3 separate regions of the Mus musculus genome follow, and all the other regions are linked to region 1. A link is a loop called in an ENCODE intact Hi-C map of the cell type or tissue named here. Cell type or tissue: left cerebral cortex. All regions are shown on one strand.

The links. Peaks named below come from ENCODE experiments on the same cell type or tissue, not always from the same donor. Only the 100,000 strongest peaks of a DNase experiment are listed, where the experiment ranks them.
Region 2: it touches region 1 in a loop (4-fold over the local background); 19 of 42 quality-filtered maps call a loop at or near these places.
Region 3: it touches region 1 in a loop (4-fold over the local background); 6 of 42 quality-filtered maps call a loop at or near these places.

Annotation. Positions count from the first base shown.
Region 1 is chr1:169,528,575-169,536,574 of GRCm38, reverse strand. Nuf2 (NUF2, NDC80 kinetochore complex component) reads left to right here and starts at 5,111. Exons shown (of 15, transcript NM_001355159.1): 1 at 5,111-5,253; 2 at 7,764-7,839. It overlaps Gm34624 (a long non-coding RNA gene), which reads right to left and starts at 4,998. Exons shown (of 3, transcript XR_373698.2): 1 at 4,478-4,998. In left cerebral cortex, CTCF peaks have their summits at 4,260 and 5,165; DNase peaks (open chromatin) are centred at 3,583, 4,251 and 5,035; H3K4me3 peaks cover 1,498 bases; H3K27ac peaks cover 880 bases.
Region 2 is chr1:170,138,085-170,146,084 of GRCm38, reverse strand. It overlaps Uap1 (UDP-N-acetylglucosamine pyrophosphorylase 1), which reads left to right. Exons shown (of 11, transcript NM_001305045.1): 10 at 2,622-2,688; 11 at 3,513-4,862. The coding sequence ends at 3,605. Among named protein-coding and RNA genes, the nearest start is that of Uap1, 33 kb to the left of the region's middle. In left cerebral cortex, no CTCF peak of the experiment used is centred here; a DNase peak (open chromatin) is centred at 7,264.
Region 3 is chr1:169,742,663-169,750,662 of GRCm38, reverse strand. Rgs4 (regulator of G-protein signaling 4) reads left to right here and starts at 3,021. Exons shown (of 5, transcript NM_009062.3): 1 at 3,021-3,183; 2 at 5,342-5,446; 3 at 5,927-5,988; 4 at 6,146-6,312; 5 at 6,743-8,000. The coding sequence starts at 3,140. The coding sequence ends at 6,982. In left cerebral cortex, no CTCF peak of the experiment used is centred here; DNase peaks (open chromatin) are centred at 2,038, 2,949, 4,226 and 4,864; H3K4me3 peaks cover 4,290 bases; H3K27ac peaks cover 3,989 bases.

The DNA.
Region 1 (8,000 bases):
AACTTCCCTAATCTAAAGAAAGAGATGCCCATGAACATACAAGAAGACTATAGAACTCTAAATAGACTGGACCAGTAAAGAAATTCCTCCCGTCATATAATAATCAAAACACCAAATGCACTAAACCAATAAAGAATTTTAAAAGTAGCAAGGGAGGACTGGAGAGATGGCTCAGTGGTTAAGAGCACTGATTGCATATATAAAGAACTCAAGAAGGTGGACTTCAGAAAATCAAATAACCCCATTAAAAAATGGGGCTCAGAACTGAACAAAGAATTCTCACCTGAGTATTACCGAATGGCAGAGAAGCACCTGAAAAAATGTTCAACATCCTTAATCATCAGGGAAATGCAAATCAAAACAACCCTGAGATTCCACCTCACACCAGTCAGAATGGCTAAGATCAAAAATTCAGGTGACAGCAAATGCTGGCGTGGATGTGGAGAAAGAGGAACACTCCTCCATTGTTGGTGGGATTGCAGGCTTGTACAACCACTCTGGAAATCAGTCTGGCAGTTCCTCAGAAAATTGGACATAGTACTACCGGAGGATCCAGCAATACCTCTCCTGGGCATATATCCAGAAGATGCACCAACTGGTAAGAAGGACACATGCTCCACTATGTTCATAGCAGCCTTATTTATAATAGCCAGAAGCTGGAAAGAACCCAGATGCCCCTCAACAGAGGAATGGATACAGAAAATGTGGTACATCTACACAATGGAGTACTACTCAGCTATTAAAAAGAACGAATTTATGAAATTCCTAGCCAAATGGATGGACCTGGAGGGCATCATCCTGAGTGAGGTAACACATTCACAAAGGAACTCACACAATATGTACTCACTGATAAGTGGATATTAGCCCCAAACCTAGGATACCCAAGATATAAGATACAATTTGCTAAACACATGAAACTCAAGAAGAATGAAGACTGAAGTGTGGACACTATGCCCCTCCTTAGAATTGGGAACAAAACACCCATGGAAGGAGTTACAGGGACAAAGTTTGGAGCTGAGATGAAAGGATGGACCATGTAGAGACTGCCATATCCAGGGATCCACCCCATAATCAGCATCCAAACGCTGACACCATTGCATACACTAGCAAGATTTTATTGAAAGGACCCAGATGTAGCTGTCTCTTGTGAGACTATGCCGGGGCCTAGCAAACACAGAAGTGGATGCTCACAGTCAGCTAATGGATGGATCACAGGGCTCCCAATGGAGGAGCTAGAGAAAGTAGCCAAGGAGCTAAAGGGATCTGCAACCCTATAGGTGGAACAACATTATGAACTAACCAGTACCCGTGACCTCTTGTCTTTAGCTGCATATGTATCAAAAGATGGCCTAGTCGGCCATCACTGGAAAGAGAGGCCCATTGGACTTGCAAATTTTATATGCCCCAGTACAGGGGAACGCCAGGGCCAAAAAGAGGGAGTGGGTGGGTAGGGGAGTGGGGGTGGGTGGTTATGGGGGACTTTTGGTATAGCATTGGAAATGTAAATGAGCTAAATACCTAATAAAAAATGGAAAAAAAAAGCACTGATTGCTTTTCCGAAGGTCCTGAGTTCAAATCCCAGCAACCACATGGTGGCTCACAACCATCCGCAATGAGATCTGATGCCCTCTTCTGGGGTATCTGAAGACAGCTACAGTGTACTTAGATATAATAAATAAATAGATAAATAGGTAAATAAATACATCTTTTAAAAAGCAGCAAGGGGGAAAAGGTCAAGTAACATATAAAGGTAAACCTATCAGAATTACACAAGACTTCTCACGAGAGACTATGAAAGCTAGAAGATCCTGGGCAGATGTCATACAGACCCTAAGAGAACAGCCAAGCTACTATATTCAGCAACACTCTCAGATATTCCATGAAAAAACCAAATTTACACAATATCTTTCCACAAATCCAGCCCTACAAAGGATAATAAATGGAAACCAACAACACAAGGAGTGAAACTACACCCTAGAAGAAGCAAGAAATAGTCTTTCAACAAGCCTACACAAAAATAATTCCACCTCTAACAAGAAAATTAACAGGAAGTAACATTCACTTTTCCTTACTATCTCTCAGTATGAAAATTAATGTTGCCAACATATCATAATCAATTGAAATTCAAAAGTATGGGAATTAGAAATTTGTCAGCTGTCAACCTGTTGTTTCTCTAATTTTGTAATGGGAGAAAGACGTCCAATATTGTACAATCCATATACACTTTCTGCTTATTTGTACATGACAGGGTCTTTCTGTGTGCCACATAATGGTCTTGAAATCATGCTTCTCCTATCTCAGCCTCTCTATTAGTAGGATTGTTTATGTGATGTTTTTACACTATACTATGGTTTTTAGAACAGCTTACATATTCCAAAATGATTTATACAGCCAAAAGAAATGTAGACAATTAACTTGGGAGGTGGCTTGTAAGAGAATAGCAAAGAGTGAGAATGAAGGCATTGCTTGGTATTTATAATTATTGTATCAATTTTGAAGAAGAGGACTTTATAAGTTACTCTTATTCTGAGATGAATGTTTTTCAAAATCATCACAGCCAATGAACCAGAATCTTACCCTCACCTAACGTCTGTGCCACCCTCCAATCAGACCCATTGTTCATTGAAACAGTTGATGAATGACTTCATGGATAGACCATCTTAATACACACACCATTTCTTAAATGAATGTAACTTGTTCCCTGTGGGCTGAGAATGATGATAATCACTCAAGTCAAATAGCTTTGACCATAGCAGGATACCTGTATCCAAAAATCGTGTCTACAATTCATTCCTTGGAGCAGCAGAACTGTCAACTCTTGGCTTAGCTACTATGGAGGTAAAATTCTTTGGTGATGTGAGGGTCATTCAAGTACAACCTTATTACAATGAACTTCGATGTCCAAAAACTGTTCTTATTTTGTGTGTGTACCCCAGTAAGAGTCAAGATTTTCAGCTGTACTAAATAAAAACAAAGACTTCATCTATTTATGATCATTTAAAAAACTAAAAGTGATATATTATTTAAAATATTATTTTAAATATCATACAGTTAATATATTTGGAGTTACTTAAAATTTATATTGAGAAAAACACGTGTATTTTCAGTATTGCTGTAGACAAACATCTACATAAGACTGTTCAATTGATTGTTGTTTTATATCAGACAACTTTGATAATGCTCATTATTTTGTTAAAATTTAAAACATTTTTAAATTTTATAAATTTTAAAGAATATGATAACAAATGAAAGGTATTGAAGGTTTTGAATGGGGGGAGGCTCTCCTGGAGGAGTTGGGGAACAAAAGGGAAAGAAGAATGTGATGTAAGTCTATTTACTCAAAATATGTTTTTAGATGGTAACAAATTCAAATAAATTGAAGTTATATATCTTTTCTATCAAAAAATAGAATATATTAAGTTTTATTCTTTTTTTGTTTCCAGAGTCTCCTTATATATAACTCTGGCTGGTTTGGAACTCACCATGAAGATCAGGCTAATACTATCTAGACCAGGCTTGGCCTCAAACTCGTAGAGATCTGCCTGCCTCTCCCTGTGGAGTACTGACATTAGAGGCAAGCACAACCATGGTTTGAAGAGTACATTACTTTTAAAATTTTTCTGAGAAATCCTTGTCAGCTCCCTTGAAATACTGTTAACACCACGGGCTCTCATAAAGTCAACACTGGAAATTTACTAGAACATAAAATTTGAATTAATAAAAACACTGAGCAAGTATTTTCATGATATTAAATATGTTTGACTGATGATTCAGAATGGTGTTTATATAAACTACATTAAAATAATATAACTTCATGTACACGTTGAGGAAAGTATTTTAAGGGGTTAAAGCACAATGCCAGGTCTGTGGTTCCTTGTATTTATTTAGAGTTCACCACAAACAGCGAATGTTAGGTATTTTACAGTTTCAGACTAGTACTGCATAAAGTATTTCAAATGTATAGCTCAATTTCCAAAATCTTTCCTAAAGATGAACGTGACTGAAGAGGCAAACAGATTAACAAGAATGATTAGAGAGAAATAAAATGCAGACAACTACTTGAATTCAATGCTATTTTTCTTCTTAAGCCAGGACTGTAAACATGTACTTTAAAGCCCATAAATTTAGAAAAAAAAAATTTTTAATCCAGAACATTGTGTCCGATGTTTATCTCTGTAGTTTTGATTACTGGAAAGAAATGGAATGAAATTCTCAGTAATGTTAAAATCAATGCAGCAGCGCCGCCCAGTGAATAAACCGGATATAAAGCTACGTTGCCAGAATTCTCCATGTTAAATTGTACTGTATTTTCAGTGTAGCCATGTTCCATCTACTTATATGAAACTATGTTCTATAATATTGGCTCAAGAATATAACAATTAAAATCTTACCTATTTATTAAAAAAATCAAGTAGTAAAGGTACTCAAAGGATATTAAAACACCCGTGAATAGAGAGTTCTGTATATTCTTTGTTACCTGTAATGTCAGTAAGCCACAGAAATGGCTCACCGATGAGATGAACTAGTGGTTTTGCTCATGTTTGGCAAGTGTAGAATCATATTCCAGTACGTTTATGCTTCTAGATTTATTATCCTATATTGAGTCCTCAAAGTGAGTAAATTAAAGATTTAAATTGGACGTCCTTAACAATGTCTATCCATCCATTCGCTGCCCCGCCCTCAAGCTTTCATGGACCTAAGGAGAAATGATGTGTACAAATATCCAGTGAGGTCAAAATTTGACCCCATCAATGCTTATCAAACAGTAAGACTGTTACTACTACTCCTGGATTCTCTATAATGCCTTTGATTAATTTGGGAACAACACATCCTCTATTGCCTGTTACTCTCTGAGCCTAAGAGAAGGGGCTAGAAACCGTCTGTCTGCCTGCTCGCTATCAGGTACGCTGAAGGCAAAGTTCCAGTCTGGGACAACCCGGTAAACACATCCCGGAACTCCTCCCCCTAACTGCTGCGCTTCCTGGTCTGGCGGAATCGCGGTTCCGGCTAGAAACTATAACCCTGAAGAATGATTCCGCTGATCTGGAGCCTGGCTCGCTGCGCAACTCGTCAAGTCCCACCCACCGTGGGTCTTCTGAGCCTTCTCGGCATCCGTCGCGAAGGAAGCGCGCTGTGCGGAAAGGGGCCGGCCTCACAAAAAAAGGCGGCCGGTTTGAAAAATGACAACGGTCAGCGGCTTTCGGTTGGACGCTCGGTTTTTAACTGTTTTTCCGTGAGCTGCTAGGCCTCCAGGTGAGTTTGAGCGGGTGAGCGTTGGAGGGCCGGGTGCAAGGCCAAGGATCGGGGCATCTGGGTTTACTAACTTGTGTGTTGATTTGACAGGCTCATCTATCCCAGGTTGGTCTCGAACCCCTATATTCCTGAGACTAGCCTTTTTTTATTTATTTATTTAACTTTATTTGTAATTCAATTTTTTTACACTTCATATTCCATTCCCCGCCCCTCCCCATCCACCCTCCGACTGATCCACATCCCAAACTCCTCCCCTCCCCACCCTGTCTCCACATGGATGCCCCCACCCCACCTGATCTCTAAACTCCCTGGGGCCTCCACTCTCTTGAGGGTTAGGTGTATCATCTCTGAATGAACACAGACCCGGCAGTCCTCTATGTGTGTTGGGGGCCTCATATCTGCTGGTGTATGCTGTCTGTTTGGTGGTCCAGTGTTTGAGAGATCTCAGGGATCCAGATTAATTGAGATTGCTAGTCCCCTTACAGGATCGTCCTCCTCAGCTTCTTTCAGCCATCCCTAATTCAACAACAGGGATCAGCTGCTTCTGTCCATTGGTTGGGTGCAAATATCTGCATCTGACTCTTTCAGCTGCTTGTTGGGTCTTTCGGAGGGCAGTCATGTTAGATCCCTTTTTGTGAGCGCTTCATAGCCTCAGTAGTAGTGTCAGGCCTTGGGACTGCCCCTTGAGCTGGATCCCACTTTGGGCCTGTCACTGGACCTTCTTTTTCACAGGCTCCTCTCCATTTCCATCCCTGGAATTCTTTCAGAGAGAAACAATTATGGGTCAGAGGTGTGACAGTGGGATGGCAACCCCATCCCTCACTTGATGTCCTGTCTTTCTGCTGGAGGTGGGCTCTATAAGTTCCCTCTCCCTACTGCCGGGCATTTCATCAAAGGTCCCTTCCTATGAGTCCTGGGAGTCTCTCACCTCCCATCTCTCAAGTGCTGACTTTACGGGCATGAGCCACAAGAATGGCGTCAGTGTGACTTGTTTGAATGCTTGCCAATTTTTTATGTATCTCCATTGCGCCACCATCTCTGGATTAAACCAAGAACCATTTATCAAAAGGCGAAAATATCATAATCCAAAAGTCAGGGAGCTGAATGTACCTGGATCTACGTGGGTGTAACACAAAGCCTTCCCCGTATTTTCCAGGAATGCTTTATCTAGTTCCTCAGAATTGGGAGTTGCTTGCTTAAGTTTGCATTGCAAAGCCAGTTGTATATAATGTAAGTTATGTTGTGCTTAGCACTGAAGTGTTACATATAACGGAGAAATGGGAGCTCCTAGAGGTAATTGTCCTATTTGAACTAAAATGTCAGAGAGCTGTTTTACTGTATATAAAGTATATAGTATCTTTATAGTTAGATGGCCTCTTTCTCTGTATACGCAACACACACACACACACACACACACACAGGAGTTGGAACTGAAATTGCACTATTAAAATGAACACAATTTGCTTCTGAGAAGAGAGCATTATTACTTCTAAGTGCAGTTGTGAGCCTCTGGGTAGCTTTACGTTGGGAAATTGATCCTCAGAAATTCTCAGGCAGGTGTAACACAACATTGGACACTTAGGAGAAGACTTGGAAGGCATTAACTTGGACCAGAAAGAGCATGAGATTATTAAAGGCTTTGGCAACTTCAGTGGGAAAGGCTGGGATTTGTGTGGTAGGTAAGCCCTTTGTACGTTTGTAAGGGTTTGATGGTTTATAAGAATTACCCTGACAGTAGTGTATATCACATCAGCAGAGAGGGGTGTGTGATTATGATTTTATACCCACGTTTTCTGTTATTAATCTATCTCTAATCTAGGTGTGGCTTGTTTTTTTTCTCAAGTAACCCCTTATGTTCTTATAAACAATTTCAAAAACTGAGATGCAGATGAAAAATATTGAATGCTTAATTCAATTTTTTTGCCTCTGAAAGCTTGATGGTTTCAATTGAAGAAATAAACTGACCTCAGGATACGGAACAGAAAAGCCCAGAATCTGATATGTGCCTGAACCCAAAGGAGGACTTGCTACTCGAGCGCAGAAAGAGATTAGTGAGGGGCATGAACTTCTGTAGGGAAAGAGGGTGACTGGAGAGTTACAGCTGTGGCTAGAGGGGATACACAGTAAACGGAGGCTGCCTTGCCATACTGATGGAGTCTCTCATGTCATTGTCCTGATTGTCCTGTAGTGACCTGTACCTGGGCAGGGATCAGAAATGGCTTTTTTTTTTTTTTTTTTTTTTTTTGGTTTTTCCAGACAGGGTTTCTCTCTGTGTAGCCCTGGCTGTCCTGGAACTCACTCTGTAGACCAGGCTGGCCTCGAACTCAGAAATCCGCCTGCCTCTGCCTCCCGAGTGCTGGGATTAAAGGCGTGTGCCACCACGCCCGGCTGTAAATTGTCTTGTTTTCAGGCTGAGATCTCTCTATGCAGAGAGGAAACTTTCCCATAGAGAAACCTCTGACTGCTTTTTCTCTTTTCTAATGTAAATATCTATACATGTCTTTTGACAGGAGGACCTTGTTGAGCCTTTCCTGCGTCTACAGAGGTCTGTGGTTTCTTGAAACACAGGAAGCAACAATACTCAGGGTAGGATATTTTGCTTTCCCCAACATTTACACTGAAATAGATGGCTAATGTATGAAGCATCTTAACTAAATTTGAGTGATCCTAGTTCTTAAATAAAAGTTTACAGTTATGAAATTCAGTAGTAGAAAGTAAAAATCATAGTTTAAAGTTCAAATTCTGTA
Region 2 (8,000 bases), 610 kb before region 1:
GAGATGTTGTCAGGCACTGTGAGACTATTCTGACATGTGGCATGCGTAATATTTATTCTTGGAGACAGGGATGTGCAGGCATCTAATACGTTTATCAGTGAACAGAAGCAGTCATGAAATGAGGAGGGGGGGAATGTTGGAGCTGGTGCTAAAACTTGGAGGGTGGGTATGGTGTCTTTAGTCAGAGGGGCTGTGATTGGGATAACTTGGACTATTCCCAAGACTGGTCTCCATTACTATATAGCGACTCATGAGTGAAGCAGCAGGCTGCGGGCATTGGAACAGAACATAGAGTGCCTTGAGTGGACTCAGGTGACCTACTTAGTAACACTGGCCTCTGACTGGCTTTAGGAGCCATTCTTGGAAGAGGAGAGACCATAGCTTGAGGCTACAAAGAGGCTGGGTTTTGTGTGTGCCATCTACTTGTTGCTAAGACTGTTTCTGTTTTTAAGAGAAGTTCGTGGTCAAGTGCTGGGAATACAGTCATGTTCCATCTGCCTGTCTCTCTCTCTCTCTCTCTCTCTCTCTCTCTCTCTCTCTCTCATCTTCCCTTCCTCCCTCCCTCCTTCTGCCCCTCCCTCCTTTCTTCCCTTCCTTCCTTTCTCTTTTAAAAAATCATTTTTTCAAATTATTTTATCTTTTAAAAATATTATTGTATCACTTTCCCCTTCTCTTTCCTCTCTTCAACCCCCTTTGGTTTCTGTCAAAATCATGGTCTCTTGTTGATGTAGGAATGTATGTATATATGTATGCATGTATTTATGTTTGTATCTGTATATATGCACATCTATGTAAATTTACACACACACAGGTGTAAGTACCTAAATCTGTAAATCAGCCTGCTCTGTCCTAGTCCCTTTAGTGTTACTTGTGTGTCTATAATTTTAGAGCAGCCTGCTCCGTCCTAGTCCCTTTAGTGTTATTTGTGTGTCTATAATTTTAGAGCTGACCACTTGGTATTGGATCACCAATTAGAGGGCTCATTCCTGGGAAGACTGTTTCTCCTGCTCCCAGCATTCCTTTGTTGCCTGTAATTCTTTGTCTGGGGGTGGAATCACGTGAGAGTTCTCCCTTCCATGTTAGCATGGCTACTGATGTTGTCCTTGTTCAGGCAGCCATATTGTTCAGGTGTCACGGGTGAAGCTTCCTTGTCATTTTCAGGAGACACAGTATCACAGTTTTCCTGATTCTCTGGAGTTTAAAGTCTGTCCGCTTCCTCTCTGAGATGTTCCCTGAGCCTTTGCTACAGGAGTTGTACATGCATTCATCGGGGCAGGGCACCCACATGCCCTTTTTCTCTGTGTTTTGACTAGTTGTTGCAAAGAGAGGTTGTTTGGGTTTTGTTTTTGTTTTTGAGAGAGAGATAAGAGCTATGCTAATCTTTTAGTATGAGGATGGATATTTAGAATATAGTTAGAAAGATGGCCAGCGTTGCCTCTCCTGAGTTCCATGACTTTACCAACCTTGGATGATTGACTAAACTGAGTTCCAGGTATGGTTGACCCCTGCTAAGTGGACTTTCAGTCCGATAAAGAGTGCCATTATTGTACCCTTAGATAGTCAGAGCTGGCCTTGAACTCACTATGTAGACAAGGAAGGCCTTGGACTTCTGGTCCTCCTGCCTCTGACTCCTGAGTTCCGGGGCTACAAACATCCAGCACCATGCATGATTGACGCAGTGCTGGGGATGGAACCCAGAGCCTCATGCCTGCTAGGCAAGCAGTCTACACACTGATCTGCATTCTGAATCTACTGTTGGCAAGGTTTTTGAGATCGCACCGTTCTCCAAGGACTGACTATAAGGACAACACTATTTACTGACTGTTGTTAGACTGTCTGGACATTCAGAATTCCAAGTATCTGTAAAGTATCAGATTGTGACCTAGAGTTGGCAAGCGGTGACTGTGCCTTGTCTTTGCTTGGTATTTTCTGCCCCGGTGCTTTAGAAAGGCACCGTTGGTAACACAGTGCTTTGAGACATAGTCATGAATAAGCTAATACAAGAGACTTAGATTATATAAGAAAATCTTGTACTGGGAAATCATGGAACAAGGAACAAAATGTTCTTTATCTGTGCTGTCCAACGTGGTTGTCATTGCGTCGCTGTGGTTCCTGAGCACTGGAATGTGATTGTTCCGACCAAGAAGCTGAAGGTTGAAAATTTCAGTTTAAGTAGCGCTTTGGTTACTGTGTGGACAATGCAACACTAGAGTGCTCCTCTACGATAGGATTTGACTTGCAAGGTTGTGCTTTGTGAAAATTCAAATAGACGTGAAGGAGTCAAGAGGCCTATCAGTGGGCCTGGCACACAGTGCATGTCTGTCTAATCAATAGTCCCTTTTTAATGAACTTCCTGAGATTGGAAATGAGATTGTGTGAGAGGGTAGTATATAAAGAGCTGGAGGAGTAATAGGGACTTGTTCGAGTAGTTGTGTCTGATGATGATAATGTGTTAACTTTCAGGACATTTATTGTAGAGGAGGCTCCAGGGTAGGCTCCATTCTTTAACTAGAATTGTGTTACCTGCAAGCTCCCCAGAGGAAGTCTGTGGTCTGTATTTTCATACTAGCAAACATCATGGCAAGCAGAATCTTTTAACATGCCTATGTCTTTTTCCTTAGCTTGAAAGATGCCAATGATGTACCGATCCAGTGTGAAATCTCTCCCCTCATCTCTTATGCTGGAGAGGTAAGTCTGCCTCACTTTCCCTGCGCCACCAAGAGGTATTGATAAGGATCTGAAGATGTCCATCTCTTAATTAGCCCATGCAGGTCATGCCACAGTGCACACACTTTGATCAGCACTTAGGAGCCTAGGAATATATTTATTACTTACCAGTTTAAAGTAAGCTTTACAGAGCAGGGACTTGGCGTTGCTTTGGGTTGCGGTAGAGTTGTTTCAGAGAAGGTGCGGTGTTCTCCTCAGGAGCTCCTCCAAGGCCTGAGCAGAGGAGCCGTGCTTTCTGAATTTTTGAGAATCTCTGCTGTGTCTTTCATCCATACCATAAATGAACCACGTGCCATTAACAGAAATCTATAATGTTTAGTGTGCTTCACCTACCCATTAATGCCTATGTATTAGTGCTTTTAAAAATGAAATAAGTGTTTTATAATTGGCTGGCTGCTTTTTTAATGCAGTGTAAGTTTCCCTCCTAGGCATCTATCTGCTTTGTTCAAACCCTGATACTTTACAGACCTATGGGGTTGAGGTTCCCCACTGTTCTGTTTACACAGATCTTCCTGGAATTTCTGTAGCAGCACAGATAGTCCATTAGAAAATAACACAAACCAAAAAGAAAGAAATTAACATTTTTTTGGCATTTGTCTTATGATTCCACAAATCAGCCATTAAGTCTAGTCTCCAAAGCATGTGAAGTGAATATTTAACTTCTAAATTCTTACTTTCTAACTAGCTTTTGGCATAACACGCTAAATGTTAAGTGCAGCTACCAGGCCAGTGTTGTGGGGCAGACACCTGCTCCTTTTCTGACATTTTTCATTTCAATCCTTTAGGGCCTTGAAGGTTATGTGGCAGATAAAGAGTTCCATGCACCGCTAATCATCGATGAGAATGGAGTTCATGAGCTGGTGAAAAATGGCATATAAATCCTAACGGGCCACATAGGGAGCCGTTGTTTTGGTAGATCAATTGTGAACCTGTGGGACCTGTCCTGGACAGCTGAAGTTTGGACGTGCATCGAGTCTCATTCGCTTGCTAGTGTCTGCTAAGCAACACAGACTTCCCAGACCCAGATGACTGGAGTTCATTTTTAAAAGCATTTTTTTTTTCTTTTTTGTGATTCTCAACTCTCTGAAGGTCTTATTTATATTTTTTAACTATATAAGTTCTTCCAAGCCAAGGCTCATATTGGCCACCCAGGAAACTTCGTCAGCTTGACTCTGGTTGGATGTTCAGCATGACTTCACTTGAAGCTGGAAGCATTTGTTTTTGAAGTTGTACATATTGATAAGTCAGCGTATGTGTCAGAGGTTTCTATGGTACTAAAATTTTGTTTTATTTTATCAAGCATTAAAGTTTTTTAAGAAAATAACTGGACAGCAAAATAAAATTATCTTCTTGTCACTGCCTTGTTTCTACCTTAAGAAAATTCTATTGGCAAAATACAAAACTTGGGAAGTGTTTTGAGATAATGCATAAAAACAAGTGCGTGGAGTCACGGCTTTCTTCAGCAGGCAGCCGACGTTGGGTTTTGTCTTCTGTCACTCTCCAGTCTCTACCAAATGTTTTTCCCAGATGCAAAGGGCACTTGGCTCAGTTGGAGACACTTTTGGTACCTGGTTGGGCAAGTGGGGTGGTACTAATACCGTAAAGCAGATCCATAGCAAATGTGTGGAGTAACCTCCTACAGCAAGGAGTGACCAGCCAGTGTCCTCCATAGCAAATGTGTGGAGTAACTCCTACAGCAAGGAGTGACCAGCCAGTGTCCTCCATAGCAAATGTGTGGAGTAACTCCTACAGCAAGGAGTGACCAGCCAGTGTCCTCCATAGCAAATGTGTGGAGTAACCTCCTACAGCAAGGAGTGACCAGCCAGTGTCCTCCATAGCAAATGTGTGGAGTAACCTCCTACAGCAAGGAGTGACCAGCCAGTGTCCTCCATAGCAAATGTGTGGAGTAACCTCCTACAGCAAGGAGTGACCAGCCAGTGTCCCAGGATTTAAGGCTGAGAGGCATGCTTAAATCAGTTATTTACCTATTGTCCGTACATATCTTGTAGCACTTAAAACTTAATCACTGCAATTCTGATCTTTTTAAAATTATAAGATTGAAAAAGAGCGGCAAACGTGAATCTTCAATGTGTACCAGAAGTCATGATTGTTGATAAACCATTTATTTAAAAGTTCACTTTGCATGGAAATACTGAGCATTATGGATACATTTAAATAACATGCTTTGGCCCCCTAACATCTAGATAAATGCAAGAGTGTAGAAATTATATTTAGAGACTAGCACATTTTATTTTCCATTAATAAGCTACTGTAAGATAGATCAAGTGTGAGCCTTTAAATGTCACTTTTTACAGAGCTTATATGTTGATTGTTGGGTTTTGTTCGTTTGTTTTGTTTTTGTACTAAGGCCTACCTAGTATATCGTGCATATCTTCTATTTCAGCAGCCCAATGTTGCTGTTATCTATTGAAGAGATTTATGGAACTCGAGTTCTCTTTTAATGAGCTCCAAGTGGATTGAGTTTTTAGCACCTGAGTGTGGGATCCATTGTCATTTGTTTTCCCAGAACCTTTACTTGTTATTTATCTTTCTGTGTCGTTAGTTTACTGGACATCGCATGGAAGAGGAGGCACAGGGGGCTGGGATGGTAGTGGATGGGAGGAACAGCAAAGAGAATCTCAAGTAAGGAGAGAGCCCGGAGGCCATGACAGTGTGAGGAGAAGCACGTATGCCACAGGCAGTTCTCATTAAGTCCTGCCCCAACGTTATCCACATTCAGGACTGGATAGTGTTTCCAAAAGAGGAACCGAAGTCATTTGGCCACAGTGGAGATTTTATGAGAGAATTAATAGAGTCCACTCAGATCACACTATGAATATTTGATTGGCAGCCACCGTGCACATGTGCAGGCCCTCAGGTGTGTTCCATTGCTTCCACTGGAAGATGAACAAAAGGCGTGTCGATCCCCACCTCCATCCCCAGGTTTGGAGGCTTTTCATGATGGGAGATTTTATTTCTAGTTCTAGATTATCTTAGCATTTCCTCTTGATGACTGCCAAGTCTGATCTGGAGAAGAGGTGAGAGACACCGTGTATAATCTATGAGGAATATAATCTACAGCCATTTGGTTAGTTTTCCAGTCTGTTTTTCTACTGCCCGAGACGGGTGCTTTTGCAATTCAGTCTCTGGTGTCGCAAAACCACAATGTTTACCTCAAAGGTCCTAAGAGATCATTTATTCTGGAGTCAAATATGAGTGATTGTAGCCCGGGAACACAAAGTTAGGTTACCCCAAATTCCATGTTCCAATGTGGAAGTATTTTTGAAGTCTTTATTGTAAAACAAAAAAAAGTTGTAAATCAAAGTGCTTTTCAAATATACTGAAGTTTAAAATCAGAGAAATCTCAGTTATAAGCCTTATGCTGTCTGATAACTCTTAGCCTCTTGGCTGGAAGAGTAGAGTTTTGTTAGTTAATACATTCCAAAAGATTTTTTGTTTGTTTGTTTGTGTGTTTGTTTGTTTGTTTTTAAACTGTTAGTCACAGGATGTTAGTCCTGAAACAGGTGGACTAGAATGGCCATCAAGGGGGCTAAAAAGATAGCCCAGAATAAACTATAATTAGGCTCTGGACCTGCAACATCAACCCTTCCACACCACTGAAGTTCTAACTAGACAATCAGCTCTGCTGCACAGTTTCTTTCCAGGAATTCTTGTTCACTTCTCTGCAGCTCCAGGTTTTAGGAAATGCACATTGAGAAGTGATCCTTAAGGGAGTGAGGTCATAGCCAGCATTCTGGAGACATAAAAGGTACAACAGTTCTTTCCTTAATAGTTTTCATTGAAAAACATTCATAATAAAGATAATTTAATGCTAAGAAGGACGTTAAACAGGAGCAAACAGTGATCCCGTTGACTGGAGTTTGGCAGCAAGAGTGCTCGAGAACTCTATTGTGTTAGGGTTCTCCAGGGAAATGGCTCCTAAGGAGGTTGACAGGCAGATAGAGTTATATAGACATTTCTCTGGACAGATTGGCTCATAAGGTTGTAGAAGCTAAGTTCTGTGACCTCATGATTATAAGCTTGAAGTCTGAAAAAGTCAGTGGTATAATTCTAGTCCATTGTCAAGGTAGAGAACTAATAGTGTACATCCCAGCCATCCAGAAGATGCCAGGGTCATAAAACAAAGAAGATGGTTGTCCCAGCTCAAACAGCACATGCATACTTCTCCCACCTTTTTTGCCTCCACAGGCCCTCAGTAGTAGTTCCCACATGAATAAGGCTGATCTTTACAGTACACTGATTTAGGGTTTCATATGCTGATGTCTTCCATCCCCCTCCCCCTTCCTCCCCAAGCATCCTTAGAGACCCCCTGGGAAAGAATGGTATCCCAGCTCTCTGGTATTTTCTTAGCCTAAGGAAACTGACACAAAATTAACATCTCATCACTGTGGGAATATAGATGCTTAATAGACTGCCTTTAGATCACTAAGTTCTAACAAAATAAATGTATGCCACCCACTAAAATAGTCATGAACATAAAAAAGTTCATAACGCAGAAGTGAGTGGGAGGGGAGGCTAGTGCCTGTGCCAGCCTGCCCGAGTCTCCAGCATGTACTCTCACTACTAGGCTAAATTTATGTTGAGAACTTTTTCTTTATTAGATATTTTCTTTATTTACATTTCAAATGTTATCCTCTTTCCTAGTTTCCTCTCCAAAAATCCCCTATACTCTTCCCCCTCCCTCTGCTCCCCAACCAACCCACTCCTGCTTCCTGGCCCTGGCATTCCCCTATATTGGAGCATAGAACCTTTACAAGACCAAGGGCCTCTCCTCCCATTGATGACTGACTAGGCCATCCTCTGCTACATATACAGCTAGAGACAAGAGCTCTGGGGGATACTAATTCATATTGTTGTTCCACCTATAGAGTTGCAGACCCCATCAGCTCCTTGGCTTCTTTCTCTAGCTTCTCCATTGGGGGCCCTGTGTTCCATCCAATAGATGACTGTGAGCATCCACTTCTGTATTTGCCAGGCACTGGCAGAGCCTCTCAGGAGGCTTTTTCATTTGAGAAGAGAACTGCGGAGAAATCTTCACCTTGTAACAATGACGTTATTCCAAATAGGCAGTGATTAAGAACTGGCAGAAATGAATTCATAGTAGGAAAATAGAATAACAAAGTCCTATAGGAGGGATGGCAACCGAGCAAGGAGCACAGGCATTTGCCAGGGTTTTCAAATACTCTGAACTTGGGCAGTGGTCATGGAGCCATTTAAAGGAAAAAAAAAATCCTAAAACTGAACAGTTAAGA
Region 3 (8,000 bases), 210 kb before region 1:
TTTCAGAAATAAGCTTCCATTTTGCAGTGTAGAAGCTAATGGCTTGACATTCAAACTGCTAACTAATCTTCCTGCCTACACACACCTCAACTCTTCCTCCCACGCAGCCAGGAGGAGCAGCTCCAACCCCAGTCTCTTCTTGATGATTAAGCCCAGCTTCCTGGTCACAGCTCCAAAGTCCTGGCAGCATGCAGATTCCACCTGTGCCTCAGTTCCAAGCCATTGCCTCCCTGTTCTCCGTTCCCTAGCAAACTACCTCCCATCTCACTTTTGCTCATTGTAAGCTTAAGTAAAATCTGTGCTATTGATTCACTGTGTGAGAGATGCTCAGGTGTGTCTGAAGTGAGCTTGCACAGAAGAGACCTTTGGAGAGCAAATCCCATTCACATAAGAAGCAAGCAGGAATGACAAACCATCAGATAATGGGCATTGGTAATTTGTGCCTATCAGGGAGGGGAGGTGAGCCATTGTCAGGGTATCCTGATGTACCAGTCTCGCCTCTTCAACACAAACAGCCAGTTTCATGTAAAAAATAAAAATAAAAAGCTAATTTATGAGAAGCTTTTCAAATATTCGGTGGAAGTATTAGAACTGTTGGGAATGCAAGGGACAGTCAGTAAAGTGAGTGATAGACTTGGGCAGATGAAGAGTTGAAGAACTGGTTTTCTTGGGGAAGCAATCAGGCAATCTGCTATAGCTCCTGTTTGCCTGGAACAAGAGGAATCCATGCAGAGAGAGAGAGAGAGAGCCAGAGAGACAGAGAGACAGAGATACTCACAGAGATTCTTGGCTGAAATGTATGAAATTAATTAATATTGAGCTTTATTATCTGCTATCTATGTTCTGACAATAAAAAATATTTGCCAAGCACTTCGCAGTTTAGAAATATCTCTATGTACACAGCATATCTCCTTTGATAAGAACATTGAATGATAGAACAGCTCTGTGGACAGTCTACACAACCCAGTGTCAAGAAACCTGGGTCTGCATCCTGTCGGGTTAACAGAAAATTCTGTATCCTTGGGAGGCTGGCTTTCAGTCTCTGGGATTCTATTTATCTTCGGGTGAAATGAGGGTACAGATTGAGTGGTTTTAAAAGTCCATTTAGCTCAGTTATAGCTAATGCTATACCTCTTTCCTTCTAGATCCGAGATAAAATGTTCTTCCTCTGGGATTTCCTTTTTCAAGCAGCGGTACATTTCTTTGAGTCTTCTACTGATGTTCCTAAAACCAGATTGTCTGAGTGCTCCCTGTCGTGGGTGCTCAGGTAAGCAAAGAACACTCTAGGTCACTGTGGAGAAACAGGCTCTCCCTTTTAGTTGATCTTCTTTAATGCAAATTCTGCCTGCACATCCAGTCCAGGGTCTCTCTCACTTCATCCTGCACTGTCATCCCTCCCACTCCACCACCAAGGACAGCTCTCATCTTTCTCATCTAGGTTTCATGTTAGAAAGCAAAGAGAGGTTTTCATAGCTGAATTAATAAGTTTTTTGTTGTTTTTTTGTTTTTGTTTTTGTTTTTATTTTTGTCTTTACAGGAGAGAGCTGGGGACTTTCCCTATACTGACATACCTATTGCCCTCTTTTACGTTTGTCTGCTATCTCCATACTCAGCTAGCCAAGGAAGATGTGTACGATAAAGAGGGCAGGTGTTTGGTCCAGAGCATAGAAGAACATTACATGCTTCTATTTCCCATTCTATATTTTTGATACCTCTGAGAGAAACCCTTCTCTAAAGAAAGCTATTGGTACCTCTCTTTCTTTGTGCAAATCATCCGATGTCTTGTTTTTATTTACTTTCAGCCCCAAAGACTGAAAAGCAGTGATGTCTTTGTGTGTAAAATCTAGGTCACTGGATTAAGACCAGGCACCTGTGTGACTTTAAGACGAAAGCTGTTTTGGTCAGACACTGAAGCAAACCTCTCTCTTCCAGTCACAACTCCCCAGTGTGTACACAGCCAATTTGCGTTGCCTATCTGGGTATTTCAACCATGATTGCAAGATGTGAAGTACTTGCAGGAGTCTGAAGATTTCAGTCCGTGGCAGTGAATGTGAAAGATTCTTGGAAACTCAGAAGCCACAGCACGGATGGCTGCTCTCCCACCGTTTTCACAGCCTGTTAATATGCAAGGCAAACTACACATCTTTCTGCCTGCTGGATCTTCTCTCTCTCTCTCTCTCTCTCTCTCTCTCTCTCTCTCTCTCTCTCTCCCCCCTCCCTCCCTCCCTCCCTCCCTCTCTCTTTTTTGAATAATAAAGATTTAGCATTACATATCATACAAACTCAGGTGCAATTGGAATTGGTGTCTTAATGTGTCCATCCACCCCTGCTTTGGTCCTTTTAGTCTTTTGCAGGAGTCAAGGGTCTTCAGGAGAGAACGCCAAAGCTGGACTAGATTTTGTGCTCAGTAACATATTTAGGAATGTCTCAAGGTCATATTGATTACAGACATACTGGATTTAACTTCCATTGGCTTTGCTATGCTGCCGGACATATAGCTGTTTGCTATCCACATCCCTCCGTGTCTACCAATCAGGCAGGATATTTCATTAAATCACTGCCCAGAGACCACGATCTTAGTACCAGCTCTGCCTCACACTACCCAGAATATATTTCTAACCCAAGGAGAAACATGTATTGAGACCCAGACGTAGAGTAGGATGAAGACTCCTTGCTGGTTTCTTTCTTTCTGGGAGAACAGTTCCTTAGACATTGATCTTACAAGCCAATGAATATTTTTCAGCACGGTGGATTCTATATTTCCTTTCCTACAAATGCAAAACTTGACGCGTAGGTAGAAACGTTAAGCAAAACCTCATTTTCTATATGCCTACTTTGCGAATGGCTTCTCTCCGCTGGGTCCATTTGCATCCCTGATGCGTCAGTTGTTTCTTCCTCACCCTTTCTGAGGGCTGGAGAGGCAGCGCGCCGCAGCAGAGCGGAGCCTGCAGACCTGTCATCTGATTGGCTGCCGGGTGCGTGGCTGAGCTATAAAAGAGACCCCACCGGGCTTGAAAGCCAGAGGCTCAGAGGATTCTGACAGCTTCTTTGCAGAGCAGAAGCAACTGTGCTCAAAATAGAAACCACCGCGGCTCCCGCTGCCTTTCTCTCCTCGCTAAGAATCCCTCAGTTAAACAAGATGTGCAAAGGACTTGCAGGTCTGCCGGCTTCCTGCCTGAGGAGGTAAGATTGGTTTCTGTTACTGGTCAGGCTAAAGTTTTGCATAGACTTTTTCAGTGAGTTGCATGCTTTTGCTTAGGAAGTTCTCTGGGATCAGAAGCTATATGCTCCAGGAAGCCCTGGTAGCGTCTCCCTAGGACCAGCCAGATTGCTGTATTTTACATGACTTCAGTTTTGAGACTGGCTTTGACTTGTAAGCTGGGTCCTTTAGTTAAGCTGTTTGAATTACGAAGTGATAGGAGGTGTGGGGGATGCATCTGTACTCTTTCCATAACCATGTCCTGTTGGAGCATTTCTGAAATCATGATTAACTAGTTCTTGTGTGAGGGAAGAAACCTCAGAAGGAAGTTTGGAGACATTGTCAGAATGCTTTCTGTGGCATTCTTCAGTGTCCTCTGCCTTGGTTGTCAACAAGCGTAAGCATAAAAGATTTTTTTTTCCAAACTACATCTCTGTGGTTGAGAAATATATACAGTTTGTAACATAGCAGCTTAAAGTTTTAGAGGCACCTGTGTGCCTTTGCGTTCATTTTTTTTAAGGGTATGAATGAATGATTTCATGGAGTACTTATATATATAGTAGTTGGTTTAAAATAAAACACAAGGTTAGTGTGTATTACATGATTTCCTCTTGAACTTAGAGGTCAGAAGTGATCTGTGGCTCTACCAAACCTCCCTAACCATCCTTGGAGATATAAATCTCAACTTGGAAATAATTCCCCAAAGCACAATGTTTGTCTGCCCTCAAAGGGTTAATCAGCTCTCATCTTCAGTGCTAGGGTCTCCAGAGGGTCTTATCTGCTCAAGGTCACATGGTTGGTGGTGGTAGAGGAAGGACCATGTCCAGGTTACCTGTCTCCAGGGACTTCTAACGTAACTTTGGTTTTTATTTTTCGGCTTCTGTTGTGTTACAAGATATTTGCCAAACACGCTTCCAGCTCCTTGGAAATGCCCCTTCACTTAGTCAGTAGCTGCCGGGGCTCAGGCAGAGGCAGCACACGGAGACAGGAAGTCATATCTCTTTGGGCTGGATTACAATGCATCCATAGCATCACCTTAGGACTGTCCCAACTCTGGTGATTTTTATCTTGCTGTTACTGGGAAGGATTTTGTCACCAGTCACCAGCTTGGGAAAAAGAGAAAGGAAGATGGCCTTATGAGAGATGGAAAAATACTACCTTAAAGGGCAGCCCAAGAATAGCCTGAGATTCGGACGTTCTAAGAAAATCCACTGATAAGCAACCAGCTTGTCAACCTCCATCCTAAGGGGCTGCTGAGCACTGCCGTTCTTTGCCAACCCTTTCAGGCAAGAACGGCTCATCCTCTGTTGCTCTGGAAACACATTTAAACCATTCTTGGCTTTTATAATAAAAGAGATAATAGTAATATAGTTTTAGAAATCTATTAAGAAAGAATGACAGAGTTGAGCTGGAAGTTCAAGTAGTCAGAAACTCTGTGGTACCCTGGCTGTTGAGTGGTGGTTGGAAAGTGGAAACTGCTCTAATTAATTACTTGCCTCAGCCTTGACTCTGTCTTGCTTCTCCTATCCCAAAGTCTCAGATGCCCTTTTAAATGTGCATCTCCCTGTAATGTAGATTTGGGGTTGTTTGTTTGTTGTTTGCAGCTCTAGGTGGAGGTTGCCTAGAAACCAGCCTGGCAGGGCTGCACTTTCAGCCTGAGCACACTCCCTTGTACCATTCACTTTTCCTGCTCCTCTCTGCAGCACTACACACTTAAGCTGATGCTCTGCACACACACACACACACACACACACACACACACACACACACACACACACACACACACACACTGAGAACTCCTTGGCTACCATTTTCAGGGCTAACTGGACTCACTTTACAGAAGTGCTTCCCCTGCTCACCTTGGGAAGTAGCACCAGGCTGCCAGAAGATGTCCTACAGGCAGCATGGGTCCTGTTTTGCAGTTACTGCACACATTTCAAAGTAGCAGCCACTTCTTAACATGTTTTCACCAACGATATCAAAAGCCATATGCAGAAACAAAGGAATCGCTTCTGGGAGTTCAAGCCACTGCAAGTCCCCTAAGGACACTGCTTCTGACCCACACAGCAGTCTTAAGAGCCTTCATGTCTCTCTTTGAAGGAAATGTGTTTTTCATGTTAAGTGTTGTCTTCTTCCTTGCAGTGCAAAGGACATGAAACATCGGCTGGGGTTCCTGCTGCAGAAGTCAGATTCCTGCGAACACAGTTCTTCACACAGCAAGAAGGACAAAGTAGTAACTTGCCAGAGGTAAGAGAGGTGGCTTCAGCGAAGAGCCCTTGAGGGTTAACTATCTGATAATAGAGAAGTTGTGTGTTGTACGTAAAGAGTGAGTGTGAAGACAGGCCCTTAGCTGAGCCAGATTTGGGTCAAGATGGCCTCTACTTTCAAGGTGAGGGTACACAATTGTAGTCTCATCACTTGGAAGGTTAGGAGGGCCATGAGTTCAAGACTAGCCTGAGATTTATAAGAAGATATTATAACACACACACACACACACACACACACACACACACACACACACACACACACACACACACACAGGAGGATGGAGAGAGATAGACAGGCAGATAGACAAGAGAGTCTAGTTTATGTCAATCATAATTAGAATTTGAATCTACATATTTCTTGAAAAAGTATCCTAGTAAACAATATAGCACATATTGCCTTAGTTTTTTTTTAATACTATGCTATGTATTTAAATCCTTCTCTCTTCTATAATATCTCCAGGGTAAGCCAAGAAGAAGTCAAGAAATGGGCTGAATCGTTGGAAAACCTGATTCACCATGAATGTAAGTAACCACACTTTCTCTCTTTCTCTCTCTGTCATCACACACACACACACACACACACACACACACACACACACACACACACACTGAAAATAGCATTACTCAGCACTAGACAAGTCATGTCTGGGTAACTGTGTCTCTTTGTCCTCTGTCACAGGTGGACTGGCAGCTTTCAAAGCTTTCCTGAAGTCGGAATACAGCGAGGAGAACATTGACTTCTGGATCAGCTGTGAGGAGTACAAGAAGATCAAGTCACCTTCTAAACTAAGTCCCAAAGCCAAGAAGATCTACAACGAGTTCATCTCAGTGCAAGCAACAAAAGAGGTACGTTTCCATGGCAGAGAACTTTCTAGATCTTAGTGGGAATTCCTAGGACAGGCATTCAGGGTCAGGGATCTTTAGAACTACTAGTTAAAGGAGCCACTGAGCTGGCTGTTATAATCTCGACAATATTCCAAGGAAGTCTACTAGGGAAAAAGGCTGCTTTTGTCTATATGATCAATGAGTCTTCTTAATAAATATAACCATAAATCTCCCCAATGAGAGAGTAAAGGAAAAGAAAGTTCTCCTTCCACTTAGAGGCAGAGGGAACCTTTTATACACATATGTCAGGGCAGACCCAAATGTCCCGGGTTTCATTCCGGGGAGAAATGTAAAGAAAGGGTCCCAGCCACTCCTTGTTCATTCCAAGCCTGCAGCCTCCTCTCTTCAACAGGGCACTAGATCTAATGCAACCTTGGTCTTTGCACTTCAGGTGAACCTGGACTCTTGCACCAGAGAGGAGACAAGCCGGAACATGTTACAGCCCACAATAACCTGTTTTGATGAAGCCCAGAAGAAGATTTTCAACCTGATGGAAAAGGATTCCTACCGCCGCTTCCTCAAGTCTCGATTCTATCTTGACCTGACCAATCCTTCCAGCTGCGGGGCAGAGAAGCAGAAAGGAGCCAAGAGTTCTGCAGACTGCACTTCCCTGGTCTCCCAGTGTGCCTAATTCTCACACAGAGGCAGGGAGCCCAAATGCCAAGACTCTATGCTCTGAAAAACCTGAGGCCAAATATTGATCTTAAGCACCAATGCTTTATCCACATTGTAGCCTAGTGTCCATGCTGCCTGCCGCGTGTGAGTCACTTCCATGTAAAACTAGCCTTAGTTGTGGTGTTGGGGTTTTCACTAGGGTAAGACCCAATTTGTTTTAAATTTTCCCAAGTCTCCTTAAGGGTGAGCAAGTTTCCAAATAATGGCTCCGTAGGTCTGGATTTTCAAAGATGGCTGGCAGTCTGCCCCTTTCAACAGTTTGACCTCAAGTTAGTTAGTTGGTACACTTCATGTGACATTCCATGCACATGTAATGTTGGCCAGCAGCACTTCCTACGGACTCTCAATGTTTAGGTGATATTTGTGTATGCATATGTATACATTAAAATATACATAACATATGCATATACATTCTGTATATATTATACCTATGTATTCAATGTGTGTGAATGTGCATGAATATGTATCTATCTATCTATATATGTATATACTGACACATGCACACACATTTCTTTAAGAAAAGATGGGAAAGATCCTAGGTGCTCAAACTGGAGTGTGTAGACATGCTTGCATGCATGTTCTGATTTCTGGTCCTTCATACCGTGTCTGAACAGGGCAAACTGAATTAACTGCCATGCAGGCTAAGAAAGGAACAGTAACTTGTGGGGAATGAGTTCTATAGAACCACTGGGTCTTGGCGGAGAATAGCCAGGGCCTTTGTGTTTAGTTGTTGATGGCCTCCACATTGAGCACTAAGCTAAGGGGTGAGCACTCTGAAAACTCTGCTGTCTGACTGACACTGAACTGCCTTGCATCAGTGATCACTACTGGCACTTTTTAAGTCCCTCTGCTGATGGCCTTCCCTCCTTTGCCTGGGTGCTCAGGGTGTGCTGATTAGCAGCTGGGTTGGTCTAGAGCTGAATGTTTGAGCTGAATGAAGGAATGTGGTCCAGGCTTTGCTGCCTAGCCCTACC